Linked DNA regions of Homo sapiens: region 1 is linked to region 2. Evidence: read pairs that join two places in POLR2A ChIA-PET (ENCODE). Cell type or tissue: HepG2. All regions are shown on one strand. Each heading gives the region's core, and the rest is flanking DNA. Links, peaks and the distances in the headings are about the cores only.

The links. Peaks named below come from ENCODE experiments on the same cell type or tissue, not always from the same donor. Only the 100,000 strongest peaks of a DNase experiment are listed, where the experiment ranks them.
Region 1: POLR2A ChIA-PET joins it to region 2 with 6 read pairs; 8 of 35 experiments call an interaction of 5 or more read pairs at or near these places.

What each region holds. Positions count from the first base shown.
Region 1 is chr19:4,306,179-4,316,297 of GRCh38, forward strand. FSD1 (fibronectin type III and SPRY domain containing 1) reads left to right here. Exons shown (of 13, transcript NM_024333.3): 3 at 20-151; 4 at 1,704-1,805; 5 at 4,095-4,117; 6 at 4,297-4,418; 7 at 5,664-5,873. Among named protein-coding and RNA genes, the nearest start is that of FSD1, 6.6 kb to the left of the region's middle. In HepG2, for the core only: no CTCF peak of the experiment used is centred there; DNase peaks (open chromatin) are centred at 4,453 and 4,583.
Region 2 is chr19:4,385,288-4,393,326 of GRCh38, forward strand. The region is part of intron 1 of SH3GL1 (SH3 domain containing GRB2 like 1, endophilin A2); the gene reads right to left. Among named protein-coding and RNA genes, the nearest start is that of SH3GL1, 11 kb to the right of the region's middle. RefSeq lists enhancers at 1,198-1,698, 4,117-4,724, 4,725-5,331, 5,332-5,940. In HepG2, for the core only: no CTCF peak of the experiment used is centred there; DNase peaks (open chromatin) are centred at 5,754, 6,197 and 6,714; H3K4me3 peaks cover 1,142 bases.

The DNA.
Region 1 (10,119 bases), core at 2,537-7,536, 79 kb before region 2:
TCTGGCTGTTCCGACCCAGGCGAACTCGGCGAAGGTGCAGGAGGACCTCGAAGCAGAGTTCCAGTCCCTCTTCTCCCTCCTGGAGGAGCTGAAAGAAGGCATGCTTATGAAGATAAAACAGGACCGTGCCAGCCGTACCTACGAGCTGCAGGTGAGGGCTGAGGGCATCTTCCTCTCCCCCCGCCCCTCCTACTCAACAGAACGTAGCTGACCTCGGCACCTTCCTCCAAAAACTGGGTGCTCTCGAGTTTCTGATCTCTCCCCTGACCCCTCCATCCACCTGTACACTCTCTCTTTTTTTTTTTTGAGACGGAGGTCTCGCTCTGTCGCCCAGGCTGGAGTGCAGTGGCATGATATCGGCTCACTGCAACCTCCGCCTCCTGGGTTCAAGCAATTCTCCTACCTCAGCCTCCCAAGTAGCTGGGATTACAGGTACCCGCCATCATGCTGGGCTAATTTTCGTATTTTTAGTAGAGATGGGGTTTCACCGTGTGGGCCAAGCTGACCTCAGGTGATCCTCCTGCCTCAGCCTCCCAAAGTGCTGGGATGACAGGCATGAGCCCCCGCGCCTGGCCCATCTGTGCTCTCTCTGAATCCCCTCTCCATCACGGCGTCCCCGAGTCTGGCTCAGATCTTCCCCTCCTGTCTTCACTCAGTGCCTCCGGTTTCTCAGCCCTTCCCACTGGCCCCCCAGATCTGAAGGTATCACCTCCACTCAAACACCACCCATGGCTCCCGTGGGCTGTCACTCAGACTCCAAGCTGGAGTCACACAGGCTGCATCCAGACCTCCTGGGCAACTTCCTGACATCCCAGATTCCTGTCCCAGGGGGAATCTAGAGCCCTGGAGCTCGGATGTGGCCTAGGCATGTGAGTTTTTGGTTTGTTTTGTTTTGAGACAGAGTCTTATTCTGTCACCCAGGCTGGAGTCCAGTGGCGCAATCATGCCTCACTGCAGCGTCCGCCTCCCAGGCTTAAGCGATTCTCCCATCTTAGCCTCCCAAGTAGCTGGGACCACAGGAAGGTGCCACCACGCCCAGCTCATTTTTGTATTTTTTGGTGGAGACTGGTTTTCACCATGTTGCCTAGACTAGTCTTGAACTCATGGGCTCAAGCGATCCTCCTGCCTTGGCCTCCCAAATTGCTGGGATTACAGGCATGAGCCTCTGTGCCTGGCTCATGTGAGTTTTTTTTGTTTTGTTTTGTTTTTGAGATGGAGTCTCTCTCTGTGACCCAGGCTGGATCAGTTGCACAACCTCAGCTCACTGCAACCTCCGCCTCCCGGGTTCAAGTGATTCTCCTGCCTCAGCCTCCCGAGTAGCTGGGATTAGAGGTGCCCACCACCACACCCAGCTACTTTTTTCTATGTTTAGTGGAGACAGGGTTTCACTGTGTTGGCCAGGCTAGTCTTGAACTCCTGACCTCAGGTGATCCTCCCGCCTCAGCCTCCCAAAGTGCTGGGATTACAGGCCTGAGCCACCACACCCGGCCTTACGTGTTTTTAGGGAAGGGATTCCCCAGGGATTCTGTTCTGCTCCCCGAGCCCAGCCCCATTTGGTGGGGCGCTCAAGGCTCCAATCTCCATCTCTCACCTGGAGTTCGAGAAGGGCATGGTACCCTGGATTCTGAATGGGGTGGGGAGCCCTCAGGGGGCCTGAGGCAGTGGGGTGAGTTGTCCCCTCCTTTGGTGCCTGGTATCCACAGAACCAGCTGGCTGCCTGCACGCGGGCCCTGGAGAGCTCCGAGGAGCTTCTGGAGACAGCCAACCAGACTCTGCAGGCCATGGACAGCGAGGACTTTCCTCAGGTGGGTGCCTCTGATGCTGCCAGGTAAAGAACAGTGTGCCCAGTCACGTTTGCATTTCAGGTGAACAAGCACATTTTTAGTGTAAGTATAGCCCACCCATGCGATAGTTGGCAAAAGTACATACTGATACCAAGAAAGTGTCCAGGCCGGGCACAGTGGCTACGCCTGTAATCCCAGCACTTTGGGAGGCTGAGGCAGTGGATCACCTGAGGTCAGGAGTTCAAGACTAGCCTGGCCAACACGGGGAAACCCCATCTCTACTAAAAATACAAACATTAGCTGGATGTGGTGGTGGGCGCCTGTAATCCCAGCTACTTGGGAGGCTGAGGCGGGAGAATCGCTTGAACCTGGGAGGCAGAGGTTGCCGTGAGCTGAGATTGTGTCACTGCATTCCAGACTGGGCAACAGAGGGAGACTTCATCTCAAAAACAAAGAAAAAAAGAAAAGAAAGCATTCAGGCTGGGTGCAGTGGCTCATGCCTGTAATACCAGCAGTTTGGGAGGCCGAGGCAGGAGGATTGCTTGAGGCCAGGAGTTTCAGACCAACATGGGCAACATAGTGAAACCCCATCTCTACAAAAAATAAAATAATTGGCCAGGCACAGGGGCTCATGCCTGTAATCCCAGCACTTTGGGAGGCCAAGGCGGGCGGATCACGAGGTCAGGAGATCAAGACCATCCTAACACAGTGAAACCCCGTCTCTACTAAAAAAAAATACAAATAAATTAGCCGGGCGTGGTGGCGGGCACCTGTAGTTCCAGCTACTCGGGAGGCTGAGGCAGGAGAATGGCGTGAACTCGGGAGGCGGAGCTTGCAGTGAGCCAAGATCGCGCCACCGCACTCCAGCCTGGGCAACAGAGCGAGACTCCGTCGCAAAAAAAAGAGATTGAGACCATCTTGGCTAGGACGGTGAAACCCCGTCTCTACTAAATATACAAAAAGTTAGCCGGGCATGGTGGCGGGCACCTGTAGTCCCAGCTACTCAGGAGGCTGAGGCAGGAGGATGGTGTGAACCCGGGAGGCAGAGCTTGCAGTGAGCAGAGATCGCACCACTGCACTCCAGCCTAGGTGACAGAGCAAGACTCTGTTTCAAAAAATAAAATAAAATAAAATAATTAGCTGGGTGTGGTGGCACACACCTGTGGTCCCAGCTACTCAAGAGGCTGAAGTGGGAGGATTGTTTGAGCTCCAGAGTTCAAGGTTACAATGAGCCGTGATTGTTACACTGCACTCTAGCCTGAGGGACAGAGCCAGACCTTGTCTCAAAAAAAAAGAAAAAAAAAGTATTCATTGTTGATCTGAAATGCAAATGAATAAATACTTTTTTAGTATAAGGGTATATATGTGCACACTAAGAACTGCATTTGTGTGAGTATATCCCAAAGAGTGCATGGGACATAGTCATGATTTATCTGAAATGCCAATTTAACTGGGCATCCTGTAGTTTTATTCAGTGAATTTGCCAGCTGTATGGGCTGGGTGTGGGCAGGAGGTTGGGGTGGGGATGGGAGCCTGTCTTGGCCATCCTCTGTCTTCAGGGCACAGTCCAGAAGTGCAGGGACACTTTGGCAAATACCTTCCTCGAGAGGCCTCAGTCTTCATGTCTGTAGAGTGGCTTTATGATTTGGTAGAAACAAATCTTTGGGCCGGGCGCAGTGGCTCACGCCTGTAATCCCAGCACTTTGGGAGGCTGAGGCGGGCCGATCATGAGGTCAGGAGATCAAGACAAGCCTGGCTAATACAGTGAAACCCTATCTCTGCTAAAAATACAAAAAATTAGCTGGGTGTGGTGGCGGGCGCCTGTAGTCCCAGCTACTCGGGAGGCTGAGGCAGGAGAATGGCGTGAACCCGGGAGGCGGAGCTTGCAGTGAGCCGAGATCGTGCCACTGCACTCCAGCCTGAACGACAGAGCAAGACTCCATCTCAAAAAAAAAAAAACACAAAAAATGAAACAAATCTTTGGGCCAGGCACGGTGGCTCATGCCTGTAATCCCAGCACTCTGGGAGGCTGAGGCAGGCGGATCACCTGAGGTCAGGAGTTTGAGACCAGTGTGGCCAACATGGCAAAACCCCATCTCTCTAAAAATACAAAAAATTGGCCGGGTGTGGTGGTGGGTGCTTGTAATCCCAGCTACTCAGGAGGCTGAGGCAGAATTGCTTGAACCCAGGAGGTGGAGGTTGCAGTGAGCCGAGATCTCTCCACTGCAATCCAGCCTGGGCAACAGAGCAAGACTCCGTCTCAAAAACAAAAAAAGAAATCTTTGAATGTTGTTCTGTTCCTCTCTCTAGGCTGCCAAGCAAATCAAAGATGGGTAAGACACTGGGGTCTGGCCCCCACCCCACTACCCTGCCCCTGGTGTGAAGACAGGGGCCACCTGGTGAGGGTGTCTCATCTCAGAGCCCTGGACGGGAGCCCTGGGGAGGGGCCCCCTCGCGCCACGGATGACCAGGCCTGGTCCCCCACGCAACGCCTGCCACCTCCTTCCTGCAGAGTGACCATGGCCCCTGCCTTCCGGCTATCATTGAAAGCGAAGGTCAGTGACAACATGAGTCACCTCATGGTGGACTTCGCGCAAGAGCGGCAGATGCTACAGGCACTCAAGTTCCTGCCTGGTGAGAGGGGCACGCACTAGAGGGCCAGGACTTCCGGGGAATGACCTGGGAGGCTAGGAGGCCCTGAAACAGGACCTGGAGTATGGTGGACGACCCGGTGTCTGAATTCCGCCTGGGGGAGGTGGAGCTCTGAGAATTCCACGCCCTGTGGGGGGTGGAGTTCTCATGGAGCCCCGCCCCTGGGTGGAGCCATGGGAAGACCCCACCCACTGTGTAGTGACATCCTGGGAAAACTCTGTACCCAGGGGTGGAACTGTGAGAATACCATGTCCTGTGGGGTTGGTTGAGTCCTCATGAGGCCCCGCCCTGGGGTGGAGCCATGAGAAGGTCAAACTCACCAGGTGGGAAAATCCTGTCCCCAGGGGTGGAGCCCTGAGAATAGCACGTCCTGTGGGGGTGGGGTATTCATCAAGTCCCGCCCATGGGTGGAGCCATCAGAAAGCCCCACCCACCAGGGGGTGAGGTCCTGGGAAAACTCTGTCCACAGGGGTGGAGCCCTGAGAATACCATGTCGTTGGGGGAGTGGAGTCCTCCCGAGACCTCCTCCCTGGATAGAGCCACGAGAAGGGCCTGCCCACCACATGGTAGCTCCTGGGAAAACCCTGTTTCCAGGGGTGGAGCCCTGAGAAGGCCACGTCCCCGAGGAGAAATGGACTGAGAACCCAGCCTGTCTATGATGCAGCCCCAAAGAAAGCCGCATCCCTCATTGGCAGAGATTTTGGAATAATTCTGCCTGTAAATGATGGAATCCCAAGAAAGCTCAGCCCTCCCCCAACCCACTGATGGAACCTTAGCGTCTCCATGGCCGGGCGCGGTGACTCACGCCTGGAATCCCAGCACTTTGGGAGGCCGAGGCGGGTGGATCACTTGAGGTCAGGAGTTCAAGACCAGCCTGGCCAACATGGAGAAACCCTGTCTCTACTAAAAATATAAAAAATTAGCCGGGCCATGGTGGCTCACGACTGTAATCCCAGCTACTCAGGAGGCTGAGGCAGGAGAATCGCTTGAACCAGGGAGTCGGAGGTTGCAGTGAGCCAAGATCGTGCCACTGCACTCCAGCCTGGGTGACAAGAGCAAGACTCTGTCTCTAAAAAAAAAAAAGTCTCCACCCTGCCAAACATGGAACCCCTTTGTGGCCATGCCCCCAAAATTGTCCAACATGTGGTTGGGCAGCCCTGCAGCAAGCCCCCTGCCCCCTGAACCAGGCACAGAATCCCGACCCCCTCTCCTTTCCGTCTTGGTCAGTGCCCAGCGCACCCGTGATCGACCTGGCTGAGTCCCTGGTGGCAGATAACTGTGTGACCCTGGTGTGGCGCATGCCGGATGAGGACAGCAAGATTGACCACTACGTGCTGGAGTACCGGCGGACCAACTTCGAGGGCCCGCCCCGCCTCAAGGAGGACCAGCCCTGGATGGTCATCGAGGGCATCCGGCAGACAGAGTACACCCTGACAGGTAAGGGCAGTGTGTGCCAGCTCCGCCCAGCTGTGAACAGCCACCTCTTCCAGCCTCCCGTCTCGCCATCAGTCACTGGGGGCCTTGGGGACGATCCCCAAAGCTCATGGGGTCTGGAAGCAGCCTGGGGAGGTGGATCAGAAATATGAGACAGTGGCCAGGCGCGGTGGCTCATGCCTGTAATCCCAGCACTTTGGGAGGCTGAAGCGGGTGGATCGCCTGAGGTCAGGAGTTCAAGACCAGCGTGGCCAACATGGTGAAACCCTATCTCTACTAAAAATACAAAAAAATTAGCCGGGCATGGTATCGGGCACCTGTAATCCCAGCTACTCAGGAGGCTAAGGCGGGAGAATTGCTTGAACCCGGAAGGTGGAGATGGCACTGAGCCGAGATCGCGCTATTGCACTCCAGCCTGGGCAACAAAAGCGAAACTCATCTCAAAAAAACAAAAAATAATAATAATGAATATAGGCCGGGCGCGGTAGCTCACGCCTGTAATCCCAGCACTTTGGGAGGCCGAGGCGGGCCGATCACAAGGTCAGGAGATCGAGACCATCCTGGCTAACACGGTGAAATACTGTATCTACTAAAAAAATACAAAAAATTAGCCGGGCGTGGCGGTGTGCACCTGTAGTCCCAGCTGCTCAGGAGGCTGAGGCAGGAGAATGGCGTGAACTCGGGAGGCGGAGCTTGCAGTGAGCCTAGATTGCGCCACTGCACTCCAGCCTGGGCGACAGAGCAAGACTCCGTCTCAAAAAATAAATAAATAAATAAATAAATAAATAAATAATAATAATGAATATATTTTTCCAGACATGGGATCCTGCCATTTCCCTAGGCTGGTCTCCAACCCCTGGCCTCAAGCAGTCCTGCCTCAGCCTCCCAAATAGCTGTGTACTGTCCTCGGAGCAGGGAACAAAGCAGACAATAATCTTTTCCCTCCTAGAGCTGGCGTTCTGGATTCACCCTCCAAGTATTTGGGGTCCTCCTTGGCAGTTACAAGAAATTGAAAGCTGGCCAGGCATGGTGGCTCAAGCCTGTGATACAGCACTTTGGGAGGCTGAGGCAAGAGGATTGCTTGAGGCCAGGAGCTGGAGACCAGCTTGGGTAACAAAGCAAGAGCCCATCTATAAAAAAAAAAAAAATTTAAAGTTACCTGAGCATGGTGGTCCCCGCTACCAAGGGAGGCTAAGGTGGGAGGATTGTTTGAGCCCAAGAATTGGAGGCTGCAGTGAGCCATGACTGCACCACCGCACTCCAGCCTGAGCAACAGAGCGAGACCCTGTCTCTACTAAACAAAGAGAGAAAAATAAAGAAAAAAAAAAACAAAACCCAAGGAATCCACCCAGCTGGTGGAGGTAGGGTCTGAAGGGGGAAAGCCTCCTGGGCCGGGCGTGGTGGCTCACACCTGTACTCCCAGCACTTTGGGAGGCTTAGGCGGGCGGATCTTGAAGTCACGAGATTGAGACCAGCCTGACCAACATGGTGAAACCCTGTCTCTACTAAAAATACAAAAATTAGCTGGGTGTGGTGGCGGGCGCCTGTAATCCCAGCTACTCGGGAGGCTGAGGCAGGAGAATTGCTTGAACCCAGGAAGCAGAAGTTGCAGTGAGCTGAGATTGCGCCACTGAGCTCCAGCCTGGTTACAGAGCGAGACTCCGTCTCAAAAAAAAAAAAAACAAAAAGCCATCCTGGCCAGGCGTGGTGGCTCACGCTGTAATCCCAGCACTTTGGGAGGCTGAGGTGGGTGGATCACTTGAGGTCAGGAGTTCAAGACCAGCCTGGCCAGCATGGTAAAACCCTGTCTCTACTAAAAATGCAAAAAAATTAGTGGGGCATGGTGGCGGATGCCTGTAGTCCCAGCTACTTGGGAGGCTGAGGAGTGAGAATCACTTCAGCCTGGGAGGCGGAGGCTGCAGTGAGCAGAGATCGCGCCACTGCACTCCAGCTTGGGCAACAGAGGGAGACTCCGTCTCAAAAAAAAAAAAGAAAAAAAAAGCCATCCTGATCCAGGGGAATCCCGGAGGGGCGGGGAGAGGCTGGCTGACGGGTTTAACTATCACCATTCACTAGCTGCTTTTGGGCTGTAATCAGCCAGCTAGTTATCTGTAATTAGCATACATGGTTAATCATGAGCACGCTAACTGCAGGGGGAAAAGTCATCAGCCTCAGGAGCTGCAAACAGCCATTGGCTTATCCTTTGCTTGAGAATCAAAATAAACACACCCCTTTTATTTGTTGTAAATAGGATTCCTCAAATCCCTCCTCCAAGTGCCCCCGCCTTTTGGTTTTGTTTTCTTGTAACTTTGTATTTTGAAATAATTATAGATCCACAGGAAGTTGCCAAAACAACTAAAACAAAAAGTACAGTGAGGACCCATGTAGTCAGCATAAAACCCGGGAAATGGACACGGGTGCAGTGGACTCACATTCTACCTTTTTTTTTTTTTTTTGAGATGGAGTCTCGCTTTGTCGCCCAGGCTGGAGTGCAGTGGCCTGATCTCGGCTCACCGCAACCTCCGCCTCCTGGGTTCAAGCAATTCTCCTGTCTCAGCCTCCCTAGTAACTGGGATTACAGGCGCCCACCACCATGCCTGGCTAATTTTTGTATTTTTAGTAGAGATGGGGTTTCTCCATGTTGACCAGGCTGGTCTCTAACTCCTGACCTCAGGTGATCCGCCTGCCTCGGCCTCCCAGTGCTGGGATGACAGGCGTGAGCCACCACGCCCCGCCACATTTTACCAGTTTTACACGCGCTCATTCGGGTGTTCCACACAGTTTTCTCCCATGTGTAAATTCATGTCACCACCAACACCACGGTCAAAGTATAGATCTCTTCTGTCACTACGAGGCTTCCAGGTGCTACGCTTTATAACCATGGCTTCCTGCCTTTGACAGACTTCCTAGTGAGTGAATTCCTCAGGGCAGAAAGTTGGATTCATGGAAAGCTGTGCAGGAGTAAGGATACCGATGAAAGCAGCTGCCTATGTGGTCGTTTGCAATCCACCTACTGTTTTGTTGATTGCTTGGAAAGATGGGAGGGTTTGGGTTATTTTCTTCTTTCTTTCCCTTTTTTCTTTTTTCTTTTTTTTGAGACAGAATCTCGCTCTGTCGCCCAAGCTGGAGTACAGTGGCTTGATCTCGGCTCTCTGCAACCTCTGCCTCCCAGGTTCAAGCGATTCTCCTGCCTCAACCTCCCAAGTAGCTTGGACTACAGGCACTATAGGCATGCGCCCCAACGCCTGGTTAATTTTTTTTTTTTTTTTTTTTTTTTTGAGACAGAGTCTCACTCTGTTGCCCAGGCTGGAGTGCAGTGGTGCTATCTCGGCTCACTGCAAGCTCCGCCTCCCGGGTTCACGCCATTCTCCTGCCTCAGCCTCCCAAGTAGCTGGGACTACAGGCGCCTGCCACCACGCCTGGCTAATTTTTTGTATTTTTAGTAGAGACGGGTTTTCACCGTGTTAGCCAGGATGGTCTTGATCTCCTGACCTTGTGATCCGCCTCCGTCGGCCTCCCAAAGTGCTGGGATTACAGGCGTGAGCCACCGTGCCTGGCCTTTTTTTTTTTTTTTTTTTTTGAGTTGCAGTCTCGCTCTGTCACCCAGGCTGGAGTGCAATGATGCGATCTTTGGCTCACTGCAACTTCTGCCTCCTGGGTTCAAGCAATTCTCCTGCCCCAGCCTCCCCAGTAGCTGGGATTACAGGCCCCCGCCACCACACCTGGCTAATTTTTGTGTTTTTAGTAGAGACGGGGTTTCACCTTATTGGCGAGGCTGGTCTCTTGGCCAGGCTGGTCTCGAACTCCTGACCTCAGGTGATCTGCCTGCCTCAGCCTCCCAAAGTGCTGGGATTATAGGTGTGAGCCACCGCGCCTAGCCAGTTTTTTGTATTTTTTAGTAGAGACAGAGTTTCACCATGCTGGCCAGGCTGGTCTCAAACTCCTGACCTTATGGGTTCCTCCTGCCTCCACCTCCCAGATGTGCTGGGATTACAGGCGTGAGCCACCGCACTTGGCCTTTTTTTTTTGAAAGACAGGTTCTTGCTATGTAGCACAGGCTGGAGTGCAGTGATGCAATCATAGCTCACTGCAGCTTCAACCTCTTGGGCTCACATGCTCCTCCTCCCTCAGCCTCCTGAGTAACTGGGACTACAGGTGTGCACCACCACACCCAGCTAATTTTTTTGGAGGGGGTCAGAGTTTCGCTCTGTCACCCAGGCTAGAGTGCAGTGGTGCGATCTTGGCTCAC
Region 2 (8,039 bases), core at 2,740-7,739:
TCTTAGCTGCCTTTCTGGATCTGAAACCCTTTATGATACAACCTTCATGAGGTGCCTGAACAAGGGAGGTGCCCTGTGCCACATACTGGTGCCGACCAGCGTGTGGCCCAGGGAATGTGTTCTGAATGCAGTAAGAGGCAACCTCTCCTGGAAGGAGGGCGACCCCCTACCGGCTCCTCTGACAGCCGAGTGGACTCCTGGGCTCCAGAAACGTGATTGCAGCAGGCAGACCAAAGGTCTTTCTCCTGCCCTCCCTCCCAGCAGCACTCTTTCCTTCCGGGCCCCAAAGACCCTCCCTGGCTGTGCAGCTGCCCACTATGGAACCCTCAGCCAGTCTAGAGGTGGCACAGGGACCCCACTCAACAGAGGGGCCCACTGGTGCCTTCTTCTGACAGGCACAGAGTGCTCTGGGGCTAGCCGGGGAGGCTGCTGTGGGAAGGCTGGGAGTGGGAGAACACTGGAAAAATACACAGGATTCTGCAAGTATGAAATAAAAATGTAAAAGCTAGGGCACAGCGCAGCATTCCAGCGGCCTCCGAGCCAGCCTCTGCAGTGGGCAGCACATACCTCCCAGACACCCACACTACGCTCAGCCAGGGGTCCGACAGCTCCAAGGCTCCTCGTGGGTGGAACGCTGACTTGACCAGAGTCAGCAAGAAGCAAGATACTCTGCAGTTCTGGGGGTTGTCCTTCCTTCCTAAAATAATAGCAGGGATTCTCAACCTTAGAGAAAACCATCAGAGGCCTCAGGAGAGGATGAAGATGATCTTATGCCAGGGTGGGTGAAGGTTGGGAGATGGGGAAATTCCAACCAGGTCCCTGGGCTGCCCTCTTCTGAGCCACAAAGGCTGGCCTTGAAGGGCCAGGGCTGCCCATCTGTTTCAAACAATCGGGACTCTGATGAGTGAGGCTGTTAGGCTGATGGATGCCTGCCTGAGTCAGCTGTGGGGCCTCATCCCACAGAGGCGGGTGGCAAGGGATTGCGGCGAGGGCGGGCAGAAAGTTCCCAGAGCTTCCTTCCGCAGGGGGCTTCCTGAGAATAAGGGTCTCTGCTTAGTGCTGGGGCAAAGTCCCGAAATGACAGCAGAAAAATAATCAGTCAGCAGTTCTGCTTCCAGCACGCAGGGCTGGATGGGGGTGTCCTGGAGGAAGATATTTGCATTACTGCTTGGGTGATGTTTGGGAACTCTTTTTTTTTTTTATTTCTTTTTCACTTTTTTTTTTTTTTTTTTGGAGAACAGGGTCTTGCTATACTGCCCAGGCAGATCTCAAACTCCCGGGCTCAAGCGCTCCTCCTGCCTCTGCCTCCCTCAGAGCTGGGATTACAGGCACGAGCCACCGTGCCCAACAATGTTTGGGAACTCCTTAAGAATGCTGACTGCTGGGTCTCCAGCTTCCATGCCTTTCCCCAGGCACTCAGGACCTGGCTGTTACCAACCCATCAGCCCTCTTTCCTGAGCCCAAATCCCAGTGTGCAGGATCCCCCGATCCTAAGAGGCGAGACTGCAGAGGGCATGGCGGTGGGCCCCAAGGGAAAAGGCAACGTGCCTTCCGTGAGGCATTTCCCACAGCGTGGCAGCTAACACAAGCATAAGGCACGTGAATCACGTGGTCAGAACACAACTCCGCTGCAATTCCCCTTCTGTATTTCTTTTTCTTTTTCTTTTGAGATGGAGTCTTGCTCTGTCGCCCAGGCTGGAGTGCAGTGGTGCAATCTTGGCTCACTGCAAGCTCTGCCTCCCGGGTTCACGCCATACTCCTGGCTCAGCCTCCCGAGTAGCTGGGACTACAGGTGCCCGCCACCACATCCAGTTAATTCTTTGTATTTTTAGCAGAGACACGGTTTCACCGTGTTAGCCAGGATGGTCTCGATCTCCTGACCTCGTGATCTGCCCGCCTCGCCCTCCCAAAGTGCTGGGATTACAGGCATGAGCCACCGCGCCTGGCCCCTCTTCTGTATTTCTTATTCTGGCAAGAAGGAACTTCCAGGTGGGCACTACTATAGTACAGGCTTTGTTTTTGTTTTTTTTAGGCAGGGTCTTGCTCTGTTGCCCAGGCTGGAGGGCAGCGGCATGATGATAGCTCACCGCAGCCTCAAACTCCTGGACTTAAGTGATCCTCCCACCTCAGCCTACCAAGTAGCTGGGCTACAGGTGTGCACCGCTATGACTGGCTAATTTAATTTTTTGTACAGACGGGGTTTCATTGTGTTGCCCAAATGGGCTTGAACAACTGGGCTAAAGCAATCCTGCCTCAGCCTCCCTAAGTGCTGGGATTACAGGCAAGAATCACCACGTCCAGCCCGAACAGCTCTTTCACAAGAGAGCACACCTCAGGCTCAGGGGTGGGGTATCCAGCAAAATTTCACTCTATTGTTTTGCTGCTGTTGTATTTGTTATTCCACTTACTGTGCGGGGTTTTTTGTGTTGTTTTGTTTTTGAGGCAGAGTGCAGTGGTGCTATCTTGGCTCAAGGCAACCTTCACCTCGCAGGTTCCAGCGATTCGCCTGCCTCAGCCTCCCGAGTAGCGGGGATTACAGATATGCATTACTACGCCCGACGAATTTTGTTTGTTTTTGTTTTTGTTTTTTTGAGACAGAGTCTCGCTCTGTCGCCAGGCTGGAGTGCACTGGCGCGATCTCAGCTCACTGCAACCTCTGCCTCCTGAGTTCAAGCGATTCTCCCGCCTCAGCCTCCTGAGTAGCTGGGATTACAGCCATGCGCCACCCACGCCCAGCTAATTTTTGTATTTTTAGTAGAGATGGGGTTTCACCATGTTGGCCAGTCTAGTCTCAAACTCCTGACCTTGTGATCCACCTGCCTCGGCCTCCCAAAGTGCTGGGATTACAGGTGTGAGCCATCGTGTCCGGCCTATTCCAGTTACTGTTATTGAGCAAGGAAAAATACCACGATCCCCTTTAAAATACATTTTAAAAGTGATAAAATAAAAGTAATTTAAGAGGAAAGAGGCCGAATCAGCTAATGGGTTCAAGCTGAAGGACAGGCGATGAACCCTGGCTGTCATTTCAGGGCATCACCGCTGGCCAGCTGCCTGCTGTGGTCTGCGAGTCGTGGGAGTGTCACATTTGAACGCTGGGACAGGGGACGCAGGCTTAGAAGACAGGTACAGAGAGGGGCAGCGGAAGCACAGGAGACAGCAGGCTCAGAGACAGAAGGGGCCATCCACAGGGAGAAGTGGGAGGAGCCGCAGGGCCTATTGTGGCAATCAGAGAGAAGTCACTGCAGCAACTGGGCACAGAGGCCAGGGAGAGAGCTGCAGGATGGGTGGCCAGGCCCAGCCATGGCAAAAGTCCTAAGAATCTTGGCAAACAGGGCTGGGGAGCCAGTTTCTGGAGGCTGGGAGTGGTTTAGTTTGGGGAAGCATTCAAGCCAGGGAACCACCAACTCTGAGCAGACCGGCCCAGCCGGGCAGCAGCAGGTGCATTTCAGCCTGGCCTCGATCAAGGGGGGAAGCAGGCGTCTGGGCTTGGCTTCTTAGGGACCCTGCTCAGGCAGGCTCTGGGTCAGAGACTGCCTGTGACACAGTCAGGCCCTCGGACCTGGCCAAGTTCAGGTGACTGTCAGCTGCAGCCCTGGAGCTGGACACACACCCTAAACCACAGGAGACACTCTCTGAGCTGTTGATTTTTTCAGAGCAGTCGGACCTGTTCCCAACCGAGTTCTCCGAGGCCTTGTCAGCCACCTGCCTCCCTGGTGCTGTGACACGGCCTGGTCAGATGCCTGGCCAGCGGACCAGGGGCTGCTGTTGAGCCACCACCAGGGACACCACAGGGGCCCTGTGGAGGACAGCCCCTCACTCTGAGAAGGAGCCCTCTAGCTCAGCCTCTGTAGGGGGCGTCTCTGGCAACCTCATCAGCAGGCCAGTGCCCAGCAGAACATGGCCCATCACACATGCCCGAGCACAGCCCAGCCTCAGGAGCTGCCGTCCGATGGGAGGAGAGCACCTCACACGAACACCAGCGTGTGGCATCTGGGTGGGGGACCCCGAGGCCAGAAGCTCCAAGGGCTGAGAACTCAGTTCCCACATGCATCCCCGGAAGATGCCAAGGATAAGGGGAGATAGAAACGCGTTCGTTATAGGGCAGACAGGAAGTGGAGAGAAAATGAGGTTGGGAGGTAGGAGAGGCCGGTGACATGGACAGGAGGCAGGAGAGTACAGGGCCCCACACAGGGTGGGCGGGAGGGACTGACTGTGTGAGTTCCCATGCAGGGGAAGAGTAGCATTTAAACCTGGGACCAAGGCAGGGGCTCCAGAAGCTCCCGAAATTCGGCTGAGAGCTTGAACTGTACCCTGGGCCAGGTGGAGACCTGCTTCTCTTCCTCTAGGGCGTGCTCACACAAACTCGACACGAGGCCATCCGCTGTAGGGTGGGGGCCACGGTGGCCCATCCGTCCTTCCATGTGATATTTACCGGCTCCCTGGGGCAGGCCAGCCAGTAAACCAAACACTGGGGATGCAGCAATGAGCACAAATGCCTGGCTCCGGCGGCAATGGGCTCATATTCCAGTGGCAACGGCAATGGAATAATCACTCCCATTGGCATGAAACCATGTGGGGAGCTGTCCACTTGGGGGCCAGGGCAGAGGAGACGCATGTTCCCGGCCCAGGGAGGGGAGTGGGCCCACTCACCCCATGCCCTCGCAGGCCTGATGCCATCTGGATTCTGAGTATCTGCCATGACCACCGCCCCTACAGACTGTGTCACACGCGGCATGACCCCTGCTGGGTGCTTCGTCCCCTTACCCAGGTGTGGAACTGCGGCCCGCTAGGCGGGAGCCCCCTCCCAGGCGGTCAGTGGGCCGCTGCTGAGTCAGGTCCAATGGAGGAAACTGTCCGTCTATCTTCCTGCTGTGGTGAGGAGGTCTCCCCGTGACCCTGCTCTCAGGGCCTGGTCAGCAGGTTTTTCTAGGAGTGGAGAGGAAAAGGAAGACAGGGCCGTCCTCCCAGAGCCTGAGTTCAGGGAGCCCTGGGTACTGCTTAACAGGAAATGAGCAGAAACGCACCAAGCTGCAGTGCTCAGGAAAAGTGCTTGCCAAATCCAGCCCTGCAAAAGGCGAGAGATAGAGAAAGAGAGAGACAGGCAGGCAGACAGACAGGAAGAAGGTGTGGAGAGGACAGACAGAGAGAGAGGAAGAAGAGGTGAGAGGGCAAAAGAAGGGAGAGACAGAGAGAAAGACAAGGGAAGAGTGAGAACAGAAAGAGAGGAAGAAGAGGGGGGAGAGATAGGGAGAGGAGGGGAGAGAAGGGAGAGAGGGAAACCCGCTGCAGCCCTGGCCACCACATTCTTTCATCCGCTTTCCAGGGACAGCTTCGAAAAAGAACCAGAAGAGACCGCCCCCTGACACTTCAGCTCACACATTAAAAAGCCATTAGAGTTGGAGAGCTCAGGTCCTGCTGAGATGCCTCCAGAGCCTGTTGAGCTCCTGACACCTACCCCACCCCCACCCCGGGGCAATGCTTCCCCTTCCAACCCTCCCGGCACTTAAAGACCTCAGGGGCTTGGAAAAGAGAAACATGGAGGCCGCTCTGAGCTTCTCCTCTAAGCTCTGCCCCGGGCAGCGCCGAAACCTGCGGCTGCCTCCGAAATCCTACTGGGGACGTTGGCAGCATGCTCCAAATTAAACACGACGTTTCCCCAGATCAGATCAGTTGCAAAACACTGGAAACAATCACGGAGGAGGAAAAGGGCTAAGGCAGCAGTGAAGGCTTGGCTGTACCCTAGGCCCCTGGATTAAAGTCCACTGGACACAGAGACACAGGCAGGTCTGAGCGGGACGGGCCTCAACCTGCAGGTTTCTCCTTTGAGGAAAAAATGCAACAGACACACACACAGACATCTGAGGGGCCCAGCTGCCAGCTCAGACCTCAGGTGCACTGCGCACGTGACAGCGGCCACCCCTGGGTGGCCAGGGGTGGGGTGAGCAGTGTCATGTTCTCTGTGTGCTTGATAGGTCTGGGGTGTCAAAATGTGACAGCCCCCAATTTCTTCAACTGAGCGGCATAAGGTGAGACACCTCATCTCGCACTCACAGGCTGTTATTAGGGGCACCTGGAATATAATTAAGTACTGCAGAGCTGGGCTTTAACACACACCCAGATAAGCAGGGCGATCAGCACCCACGGAGCCCCAACTGGTCTTTGGTGAACACGGGATTCTGAGTCAGAGACAAACTTTTAGCCGAACTTTCAGCCCTTGACTTGTTCTGGGACCTACTGTACAGCAGTCACGGGTGGCAGAAATCGGAGTCTGATGACCCCTTGGTCCTGGTTTGTTAAGAATGGGAAAACGTAGGATGCTGCTTGGTTACAAAGTGCCCAGTGACCACCAACAGCCAACCCTGTGAAGGGGGCCAGGTGAGCCAGGTTTCACAGACAGGCCCGGGGAGCCGTGGGGTGTAAGGAGCCTCTAGCTTCCTTTGGGGAAAGGCAGTCTCAAACTTCTGTGTCTGCACAGCCCAGCTGGCACACAGTTCAGGCCTCCACACAGCTGCTGGTTCCACCCGTCTGCAAGCCAGAAACAGAGTGAGCCCTGCCTGTCCTGGGGTGGCCCAGGGTCCACGCCGCCGGCTCCAATGCCGGCTCCAATGCCTCAAGGCACACACCAGTACATGCCGCACGTTCCTGGATTCAGTCACCAGAGCTTCCTGCAAGAACGGACTTAACTCCATTCCCATCATACGTGGACATCACAAAGCAAAGTCCCTTCCTACATCTGTTGCCAACACCTCCCCGAGGGAGAGGGGGCTTCCGGAGGTCAGCCTGCAGCTGCTGGACTCACCGGCCTTGTCCCGGGCACAGCCTCTGAATCACCAACGCCGGCCCTTACCAGCCCACACAAAAGTGCCTCTCAACTACCTGTCACTCCCAGCACAAGGGTATACACTTTTATCTGTGCCAAGGTGAAGGGGTTATGAACCCCATATTTTTGTATCTTAAGATTATTCCCACTGGCTCACGCCTGTAATCCCAGCACTTTGGGAGGCAAGGCAGGGAGATCACTAGGTCAGGAGTTCAACAACAGCCTGGCCAACATGATGAAACCCTGTGTCCACTAAAAATACAAAAATTGGCCAGCTGTGGTGGCGCACGCCTGTATTCCCAGCTACTCAGGAGGCTGAGGCAGGAGAATTACTTGGACCCAGGAAGCGGAGGTTGCAGTGACCTGAGATCGGCCCGCTGCACTCCAGCCTGGGACAGAGCAAGACTCCGTCACACACACACACACACACACACACACACACACACACACACACACACACACAAAAGATCATTCCATGTTTATGGCTTAACAAGTCAAGCACTTTGGTAGGAAAACCAAGAGTGGCCCCACAAAGTGAGGTTTTAAAAAAGAGGTCAGGGCCGGGCACGTGGCTCAGGCCTGTAATCCCAGCACAATGGGAGGCCAAGGCGGGCGGATCACCTGAGGAGTTCAAAACCAGCCTGGCCAACAAGGCGAAACCCCGTTTCTACTAAAAATACAAAAATTAGCTGGGCATGGTGGCAGGCACCTGTAATCCCAGCTACTCAGGAGGCTGGGGCAGGAGAATCGCTTGAACTGGGCAGCAGAGGTTGCAGTGAGACAAGATCGTGCCACTGCACACCACCTTGGGAGTGGGGACAGAACAAGACTGCATCTCAAATACGTAAAATTTTAAAAAATCATAACAACCCGGGCGTGGTAGCTCACACCTGCAATCCCAGCCCTTTGAGAGGCTGAGGCAGGAGGATCACCACCTGAGGTCAGGAGTTCGAGACCAGCCTGGTCAACACAGCAAAACCTCATCTCTACTAAAGATACAAAAATCAGCTGGGCGTGGTGGCACATGCCTGTAATCCCAGCTACTTGGGAGGCTGAGGCAGGAGAATTGCTTGAACCCAGGAGGCGGAGGTTGCAGTGAGGTGAGATTGCGCCACTGCATTCCAGCCTGGGCAATGGTGTGAGACTCCGTCTCAAAAACAAAAAAAACAAAAATAACAAAACAAACAAACAAAAAAAAACACCATCATAAATAAACTAA